2 separate regions of the Homo sapiens genome follow, and region 2 is linked to region 1. The links are chromatin loops, found by intact Hi-C in ENCODE. Cell type or tissue: IMR-90. All regions are shown on one strand.

Evidence for each region. Hi-C counts contacts between places; a loop is a spot of excess contacts. Peaks named below come from ENCODE experiments on the same cell type or tissue, not always from the same donor. Only the 100,000 strongest peaks of a DNase experiment are listed, where the experiment ranks them.
Region 2: it touches region 1 in a loop (5-fold over the local background); 8 of 110 quality-filtered maps call a loop at or near these places.

Annotation. Positions count from the first base shown.
Region 1 is chr16:70,769,184-70,774,183 of GRCh38, reverse strand. VAC14 (VAC14 component of PIKFYVE complex) reads left to right here. Exons shown (of 19, transcript NM_018052.5): 10 at 2,012-2,075. It overlaps VAC14-AS1 (VAC14 antisense RNA 1), which reads right to left. Exons shown (of 6, transcript NR_034083.3): 6 at 933-2,576. Among named protein-coding and RNA genes, the nearest start is that of TRG-GCC3-1, 6.6 kb to the left of the region's middle. In IMR-90, a CTCF peak has its summit at 2,914 (motif pointing right); no DNase peak of the experiment used is centred here.
Region 2 is chr16:70,551,142-70,556,141 of GRCh38, reverse strand. SF3B3 (splicing factor 3b subunit 3) reads right to left here. Exons shown (of 26, transcript NM_012426.5): 12 at 1,545-1,696; 13 at 936-1,091. Among named protein-coding and RNA genes, the nearest start is that of SNORD111, 16 kb to the right of the region's middle. In IMR-90, no CTCF peak of the experiment used is centred here; DNase peaks (open chromatin) are centred at 2,301 and 2,731; H3K27ac peaks cover 2,437 bases.

The DNA.
Region 1 (5,000 bases):
GAACAAAAGGCCAGGAATGGAAAAACTCGTGATGTTCAAATTAGGGTAATCATTTAGTTAATGGTAGTGTATCGAAGTTAACCTTCTGGGTTTGATCATTGAACTATGGAGCCGGGCATGGTGGCTCACGCCTGTAATCCCAGCACTTTGGGAGGCTGAGGTGGGTGGATCACTTGAGCCCAGGAGTTTGTAACCAGCCTGGGTAACACGACAAAACCCCATCTCTACTGAAAATACAAAAAAAAAAAAAATTATCCGGGCTTAATGGTACGTGCCTATAGTCCCAGCTACCCTGGAAGCTGAGGTGGGCTCAATCTCTTGAGTGCAGGAGGCGAAGATTGCAGTGAGCCAAGGTTGTGCCACTACACTCCAGCCTGGGCAACAGAGCCAAGACTCTATCTCAAAAAAAAATAATAATAATAATAATTGAACTATGGGTATGTACAATGTTAGCATTAGGGGCAGCTGGCTAAAGGGTATAAAAAGAATTCTTTACTCTTTTTGCAACTTTTCTGTACATCTAAAATTATTTCACAACTACAAAAAATTAGTATCAGGAGTCTGGAATTTTTTCCTATAGCACCTCCCACCCCAAGCACTGCAGGACTGCCAGCCCCCTCTTCCCTCCTCAGTGCAGTGAGAGCTGTGGCCAGTGCCTAGACGGGGACTGAAGGCGGAACAGGATCCTACCAGCAGCTTTCCAGATCTAGAACATCTTGGCTCTTTAGGAAACTTGATTAGATGCCAAAAGAAAAAGGTTGGAATTTAAAGGTTATTCCTTAACTGAGAAAAATAAGTAGTCGATGCCAGGTAGATGCTTTTCTACCCTGGGTTATATGATGGTAAGTTAAATACTAAGACAGGTATTGAGTTGGCCACTTGGAGGAAGACTCGGGCACAGACACAGTGCAGTCACAGTCCTTTCCCCAAAGTCATTTTTTAAGCCCTTTATTGAGATAGAATTCATGTACCACACAATTCACCCAACATCAAGTGTACAATTCAGTGACTTTGTAGATTCACAGGGTTATGTAACCATCACCACAATCAATTTTAGAATATTTTCCGTGCCCTTGAAAGAATCCATTAGCCATTATACCCTATTCCCCCGTCTCCTCCAGTCCTAGGCAACCTCCAGTCCATTTTCCGTCTCCATAGGTTTGCCTGTTCTAAACACTTTCGAGAAAGGGATACAATATGTAGTCTTTTATGACTGGCTTCTTTCACTTAACACAATGTTTTTAAAGTTCATTTTTATGGCGTGCATCAGTACTTCATCCCTTTTTATTGCCAAATAATAGTCCATTGTATGGCTATACCACACCTCATTTATCCATTCATCTGTTGATAGATATTTGGGTTGCTTCTGCTTTTTGGCTATTGTAGATAATGCTGATGTGAACATGATTGATATACAAGGTTTCATGTGGCCATAAGTTTTCATTTCTCTTTGGCATATACCTAGGAGTGGAGCTGCTGAGTCATGTGGTGACTATGTTTAGCCTTTGGAGGAATGGCCAGACTGTTCTCCAAAGCAGCTTGCACCATTTTACATTCCCACCAGCAATGTACGAGGGTTCCAGTTTCTCCACATTCTCATCAACACTTGCTATTATTTGTCTTTTATTTTAGCCATCCTGATGGGTGTACAGTAGTATCTTGTGGTTTGGATTTGCATTTTCCTGATAGCTAAGGATGCTGGGTATTATCTGTCATTTTAAACATCCATTCCCCTCAGGCCAGTGATCCCTTCTGAGATTTGACAGATGTGTTTAGCACTGGTGTCCCCTCCTTGTGAGATCACTGTGACTACAGACTTACAAGCTTGGGGACTATCGAGAATGACTGGGCGTTGGTTGGGTCCTCAGGGCTCCAGAGCCATGGTCCTTTTGAAGAGCCTGAATCAAGGTATGGGGCTCTGGAGAGTTCTGTGTGTGCTTGTCACAGGGGTCTTGTTTATTCAAGAGAGCCAACAGCCTTTCATGACCCCTTGTTCCTCTTCCTCTCCCAGGAGGTCCAGATGGTTCCTGTGACTCCAGCTTCAGTAGCGGCATCAGTGTCTTCACTGCAGCCAGGTAAGTGGCTTGTTTCAGCCAGAAGGTTTGTGGAAAGCGAGCGGCCTAGATCTTTCCTGGATGCGGGAGACTACAGCAATGACCCAAGGCAAATTCTACTCGCGGCTGCTGCTTTTGGGACACCCTCGTACACAAAAGAGTTAATTGATGAAGGAATCTGAAGGACACTGAGCAAGCCCACCCCACCCAGGCTTGATGGATAGATAGGGCGGATTAGAAGCCACTGGGGGCCAGACATGGTGGCTTATGCCTCTAATCCCAGCACTTGGGGAGGCCAAGGCAGGCACATCGCTTGAGCTCAGGAGTTTAAGACCAGTCTGGGCAACATGGCGAGACCCTGTTTTTACTGAAAATACAAAAAATTATCTGGGCCTGGTGGCGTGTGCCTGTAGTCCCAGCTACTTGGGGAGGCTGAGGTGGGAGGATCACTTGAGCCAGAGGTTGAAGTGAGCTGAGATCACACCACTGCACTCTAGCCTGGATAACAGAGTGAGACCATGTCTTAAAAAAAAAAAAAAGGAATGAAAGAAAATGGATTGTTCTTACTTATTTTTAAATATTAAAAAAAAATTAAGCTATTGGAGGTCAGTAAACGCAAGTTATAATAATAAAAGTACAGCTAATACATGGTGACTGCAGTGAGACACAGTTGCCTTGACTCATCGCTGTCTGTTTGTCCAGGATGATGGGGGGCCAACAAGACCCACAAGGGGAAGTCTGTTCAAGGACAGCCTGAGCATGGGCAGTCATTAATCATGTCCAAGATTAAGGATAAATCACCGGCCCCAGGAGCTGTTGTCTCCTGTGCGCCCAGGTCAGCTGTAATGGCGCAGTCTTCCACATGGGGGCAGTGCAGACCAGGCAGCAAAATAATTCTCTTCCTTGGGGCTCCCTCCATACTCCCTGCAAGGTGAAGGGACTCCCCGCGGAAGGTACTGTAACGGTTCTGCCCTGGTCTGAGTCCCCTGGACTTGCCCCATGTCACTTTTTCTTTGGGTGACCTTGGCATCTCTGGGGCTAGAGTGGATGGTGGGTCTCATACAGGGGTTTCTTTCCCCTGAACTTGACAGTGAACCTGGGCCCTGGGAGAGCCAATCACTCATGAAGAGAAAGTGTGCACTCTACCCCAAGAGGCTCTTCCCCCCAGACCCCTAGCTAGGGTTCTTCCCTCATCGATGTCATTTGTGAACTTATCCTCATCCCTCAGCACCCTGAGCATGTTTTCCAAGCACGCAGGTGCAGCCGTTTATGAAATGTACCACTAGGAGTCCCCTACGTTGATGGAGGAGATCAGCGAATGTTGCCATTCTCTCCTTTTCACATAGCTGCCACGCGTTCCAGTGCACCTGCCTGTGCTCACCCCTGTAGGCTCCAAGATAAGAGCTGGCCCCTGAATGTGTCCCTGACCTTCATTCATTTACTCCAGTGGTGAGGCAGAGAAGTAGCCAGGAAGTTACTGGAAAGAGGAGTGATTGATGTGAGGGGTGAAGTTACCAGAAAGGGAGGGCCATGGTGCCTGAGCCCAGGCAATGAGAAGACTGGCTGGGAATAACAGCTAATGCCAGTCAACATAGCCAGGCTTCCAGGGCCCCAGCGCAGTGCTAAACCTTTACGTCGGATCCTTCAGCTTTGTCTGAGTCTCGTGGGGTCAGTAGTATTACTTTCATGGCAGGGACGAGAAGGGAGGAAGAACGGGGCTGCTCTGTGGACAGTGGATCTAGGAGGGGCCCGGTGGATGCAGACCCGCTAGGGAGCTGTCACCGTTGTCCCCATCAGAGGGGATGGGGGCTCAGGCTGGGGAGGAGCAGCATGTGGAGAAAGTTGGGTGGGTTTGAGCTCTGTGTTGAGAACCACAGGACTCACTGATGGGTGGGATGGGGTAGGCAGGAGAGAGGTGAGGGAAAGACTGCCTTCTAGAAATTTGGTGTGAGCCAGACCCCCGCTATCCTAGTGTCATTTGCACACCAGGGCTGGAAGGAGGAGCAGGTGTGGGTGGGGTGGTCAAGAGCTCGTTCCAGGTGGCTCTGAGCATCCCAGGAGAAAGGGGGAGGCAGACTCAGGTACTGGGTCCTGGAACTCGGGGAACGGTCTGGACAGACATGCGAGGACTTGTGTATCCTGCAGAGGGCTTAGCTTTTGCGCTGGAGGCTGTGGAGACAGTGTCACAAGTGGGAATGGCAGGATCTGATCTGGGATTTAAAAGCCTCCCTCTGGCAGCCAAAAGCCTGTTGTAGACTTGTCTCTGTAATCTGGGCTATGGGGATTGAGGGGGAGGTCGGGGAGGTCTAGGAGAAGGCAGAGGTAGGCTTAAGCCATGGGCTGCAGAGGGGCACCGCTGTCCGCTGCCTCGCTGGGGAGACTGTGCTACTGTCGGCTGGGATGAGCCTACAGGAGCCCTCAGTTCTTGTGCCAAGGCCAGGAAGTGCTAGACTGGACGAGGGTTTTGGTTTATACTTGTCATTCAGGAGCCAATGCCAAATCCTACCTAAAATCCAAACCATCCTACCTAAAAAACCAAACAAGAACAAATGATCTAGTGCTTCCTGACTTTTGGTGACAGAGATCCCCACGTGGCAGCTGCACAGTCAGTGTCACCAGCTGTGCTCAAGAGCTGGGCACCTTCAGAGTTGTAAAACCAGAGCCAACATGCCCGGGCTCCAGCCCACCACCTTCTTCCCACAGCGGGTATTGACACAGTGAGACTGAGCTTGGACACGGGTGGGATCGTGCAGAGTTGCCAGGTAGCCAGACCCACCCTGTGATTCTTCAGCTGCGCCGCTTGCCCAAGGCACCACGTGAGGCCACCAGTTTCACTCAGTTCAGGTCTGCCCAGGGTGGTGGCCAGACTGGAGACTCCTCCCACGGCAGAAAGGCATTCCCACCTGGCTGGAAACTGCCATGGTGGTGGCAGTCCTGTGCCTCTGA
Region 2 (5,000 bases), 220 kb after region 1:
AGGGATGGGTCTAGATGCTCCAATTCACCCCAAAACCCTGGATCCAGAGAATGAAGGAGGGCTGTTGTATTTTGTTCTGCTTCCTCTCACTCCTCTTACTATAGTAAATGACAAGAATTTATCTACCTGAGTTCTCAAGACTGAAGTTAACAGGCTCACAGCAAGCAAAATGAGTATCTTCCATCAATAAGAGAATGAACAGACCTTTGACAAGGTCAATGTGCCACAAATTTTCTGAGCCAACTTTGTTCTCAGGAAATGGAGACATATAAAACTGTCTGTGTTTTACAAGAATATTCTGGGTGAAGGGAATTCAAATATGGTTAAAGACAGAGAAATCTCAACCAAAGGTACAGGCAGGCTACAAATTTGGCCACACTAGAGACCTCCTGAGAGCAAGAGAATTAAGTGTACTGAACATCCTTCCATATAGAAGTTTTCTGAAATGGATTCAGACTGCAGAAATTAAATCTATGCCAAATATTTGTTGGAAAAGTAGAGAGTGAAATGCAGGAGGAGCAAGTGTTTCACTGCTAAGAGGGGATTTCATAACTCTACCTAGAATTAGACATCAAATTACCCCTTTTCCCCATCTCTGTAAGGGACCAAACTGGTTTGTGAACACTGTCACTCCAGCTCGCTTTTTTTTTTTTTTTTTTTTTTTGAGACGGAGTCTTGCTCTGTCGCCAGGCTGGAGTGCAGTGGTGCAATCTCAGCTCACCGCAACCTCTGCCTCCCGGGTTCAAGCAATTCTCCTGCCTCAGCCTCCTGAGTAGCTAGGACTACAAGGTGCATGCCAACACGCCCAGCTAATTTTTGTATTTTTAGTAGAGACAGGATTTCACCATACTATCATCTAAATGACTAGACTACAATGCCCATCTTTCCCTCTGGTCCCTACAATAAGTCCCACAGTGAATGATAAAATAACATACAGGATCCATCTCGAAATAGACCAGCTCTCCTCCTGTCAGGGCAATCACCACTTGTCGCTGGTTCACTGCACACTTCACAATTGTTTTCTTTCCAGGGGTCTTCCACTCATTGACTCTCTTGTCTGCTCGTATGTGCCGAATGCCATCTGGATAGACCTAGAGTCAGTAACAGAAAGAAACCTGACTTTAACAATTTGATTCATCACTCAGAATGACCCTCACATCTATCAGATCTGTCACTAAAATCAGACCTGGGGCCACTGCATTTGAGGCACCAGTTGAATCAAAGACAAAAGAGTTAGTAGGCCTCAGGCAAGGTCAACTTTTAAATAGTTCATGTTTTGCAGTGTCCACTTCAAAGAAGTTCAAAGCTTATTAACAAAACACTTATAAAGATCTTTATTAGAGATGAAAGCTGCAGTGATGTGGCTCTGTAACAGAAAAATGGCAAATACAGAGAGGGATATTATGTGCCCAAATCATATGTTCCCTACCCCTAAGGCTTGCTGGAAGGTGAGGGTGAAGAGACATGAACACAGCAGCCTGCATCACAATGAAGGCCAAGAAAGAACAAAGCAGGCCAAGTAGGTAAGCTCTGAGAACCCTCACCTGCACCAAGGCATCATCTCCTAATAAGGAGCAGGACAAGGTCGGGGTGGTCCCCAGGAACCCAGAGTCAGTCACTTCTTCTACAGTTTCTCCAATGGACAACACTAGGGTGGCATTCACGAAAGACACAATGATGTAGGCATCAAACTCATCTGAAAAAGAAAAGAAGGGAGTTGGTTAGATAAGAACTCATTAGAATTACAAAGCCAAATGAAACACTAAGAGTTCTCTTCAGAAACCTTCCAAGGCAGTTCTTCTATGTGTAGTTATTACACACATACACACATACACATGCACACAGAGCAAAATGATCCAGAAGAAAACTAGGGGTCAGAAGAGCCTACAGATATACTCTGCTTCCTCAATATTTTCTTGAGACATCTGCTAAAGAAGTGAGAGGACAAAGCAAGAGAATCGGAGACATGAGGACATTTTAAATACTACAATATTGATACATGAACATACTGAGCTAGAGCTTCATTTATTTGTGCCAGTTGTCAATCACACAACCCCTTCCTAAGAAGAGATACTCCTTCTAACTAGGAAAGACCCCTAACTTCTTCCAAAAGCAGCTTATGTAGAAATGAACACAAGCTCTAATGAATAAAATAGAGATTACTTAAGCCTCTGTGAGACTAACTCATTCTAGGGTTGGAAGCTGAGAATCCTAGTCCCAATGGGAATGATGTAAGAAAACTAGATAACCAGGAAATGGAGGGTGGGGGTTGTTTATATTGTTATTCTGTGACCTCTCTGGTTTTTCACTATTTAGAAACAGAACAATCCTGTGGTCATGAGCAATCCTATTAGAATTTGCTTTTTCTAATTAAATGTAGTTGAATAAACACTAATGAGTTTCTCAAGGAAGTCAGAGGACTTGAGGTATACCAGAAACCCTCAGTTTCTTCTACAGATCCCATAAAGGCCATCTATTTTCCATGTATCTCACCCTACAACATACAACAGCTTCTGCAAGTGTCCCCATCCAGTACGTTTGGCGTAAAGCTTGATAAATGTTGACTAAAGGCATGCTAATTTTTTAAAAGAGTTGAGATTTTCCTAGTTTACATTTGAATTTTTGTTTTAACACCCCCTTAACCAGAAATCAGGTTAAAAAAAAAGGACAGAACAAGACAAGGCACCACACAATGTAGTGGCTGACTCACTCCTAGCAGTAGCAGCTATAGGACCCGTCTGCCTAAGCACTTGTCAAGAGCTCAATGCCACAGGGCTGGTCCACCCACCCACCCACATGAAGGGCATACTTTTGGTTCTGATGACTTCAAATGAGGTTCAGCTAGATTAAGGTTACTAGATCAGTTCTGCAGAATCAGCATTCTTTACAGAAGCAGGGGTCAAATGAAGATGTATCATTCGACCAGGCATGATGGCTCATGCCTGTAATCCCAGCACTTTGGGAGGCCAAGGTGGGTAGATCACCTGAGATCAGGAGTTAGAAACCAGCCTGACCAACAGGGTGAAACCCCATCTCTACTAAAAAATAAATAAAATAAAATACAAAAATTAGCTGGGTGTGGTGGTGGGCGCCTGTAATTCCAACTACTCGGGAGGCTGAGCAGAATTGCCTGAACCCGGGAGGCGGAGGCCGCAGTGAGCCGAGATCGCCCCACTGCACTCCAATCTGGGTGACAGAATGAGACTGTCTCAAAACAAACAAAAAAGATGTATCATTGGCATGGCCTACAGTAGTGTTCTGCCCTATTAGCAGGACGTAAAATCAATTTAATGTGTTGCACAATAGGCACTTCATAACAGAAATAAATGTAATTTATGAAGTTGCTTCATATATAGTAGGATAATTACTGTTTTGTGAAACTTTTGTTTCAGTTAATATTGCATATATATGTACCTACTGTGGTGGCTGAAAAACAAGGATTAAAGATCTTTCCCAATGGGCATGCTCTAATGGTTAGACCAGGAATCCACAGAGTAAAGGTTCAATTTCCAAATCATAAGGAATAATACAGGACAAGAAGCTAGATACTTGGTTTTTGGTTATTTTGCTAGAACTGTCAACATATATCAAATGCTTTGGGAACGTCTTATAAGATGGCTTTGTAAGACTAAGCACTACTCACTATCATAAAACAAGTAAGGACATGGTTATCTCTGAAATGGATGTCTCAGTAGCTTTCAACAAAACCAAAATCCATCTCTACATAACACCAAGTTTGGAACCTTTACTCCAGTTCTCAGTTTTTGTACTGGAAATTTTTGTTGTGTAAAAATAACAGTTGTTTAATTTTAATATTATATGAATACAGTATCATTTCCCATGTTCTCATTACTGAAACCTAATAACCCTAAAAGCTGTGTCAAAGCAAATTAAAGCCAAACAACAAAAGGCTGTAACTGGCCAGGATTTCTGGTCTCAGATCTTCACCAAGGGGAAAAGGTGACCTTCCAAAAGACAGACCACACAACTTTTGACTTTCATGGGAGAGAATGGGGCAAAGAAGGGAGGAGGGGTGCCTTTCCTTCGACCAAGACTTCAGACTACTCAAACATAAGAGAATAAATGCTCAGTGAACTTAAATAGGGTCATACTTTTGCTAGACAATTCAACAAGTGGGAGAGCCAACGACATCTCAAAGCTGCTTTACATCACAGACTTCCTCAAAATAAACACTGCCCTGTGAATACCAAGCACATTGTAACTTCTACCCCTTCCTTCTACAGTGAAGAGGACTTGCAGCAGGTTAATTCTTATGTACTAGAGTGACTGCAGATTAAAAGTTGGAGTCCAAGCTGGGCACGGTGGTTCAAGCACTTTGGGAGGCTGGGGAGGGAGGATCATTTGAGTTCAGGAGCTCAAGACCAGCCTGGGCAACATAACAAGACCCCAATTCTATAAAAAATTTATTAGTTTTTTTTTGGAGAGAGTTTCGCTCTGGTTGCCCAGGCTGGAGTACAATGGCGCAATCTCAGCTCACTGCAACCTCCGCCTCCCAGGTTCAAGCGATTCTCCTGCCTCAGCCTCTCTAGTAGCTAGGATTACAGGCATGTGCCACCACACCCAGCTAATTTTACATTTTTAGTAGAGACAGGGTTTCTCCATATTGGTCAGGCTGGTCTCAAATTCCCAACCTCAGGTGATCCATCCACCTCAGCCTCCCAAAGTGTTGGCGTGAGCCACCGCGCCCAGCCCAAAACACTATTTTAAAAAAAACGCTGGAGTTCAGAACAAAGCCAAGCTTTAGTCAAGGTAAATGACTAGGAACTGTACCATCCACACTGCATTCTAAGGAATTCAAGTCTCATGTTAAAAAACAATAGTTCATACCTCAATGAAGAATCCATAAGGGTATGAGACTGTATCTTTAGGTCACAGTTCAACAGGGCTCCCATCTGTCTGAACACTGCTAAGGACCCCAGAGGAGGGAATGCTTTTTTCTTCTACTTGCCTTGCCTTAGGATTTAAGGCTCAACCAGCAG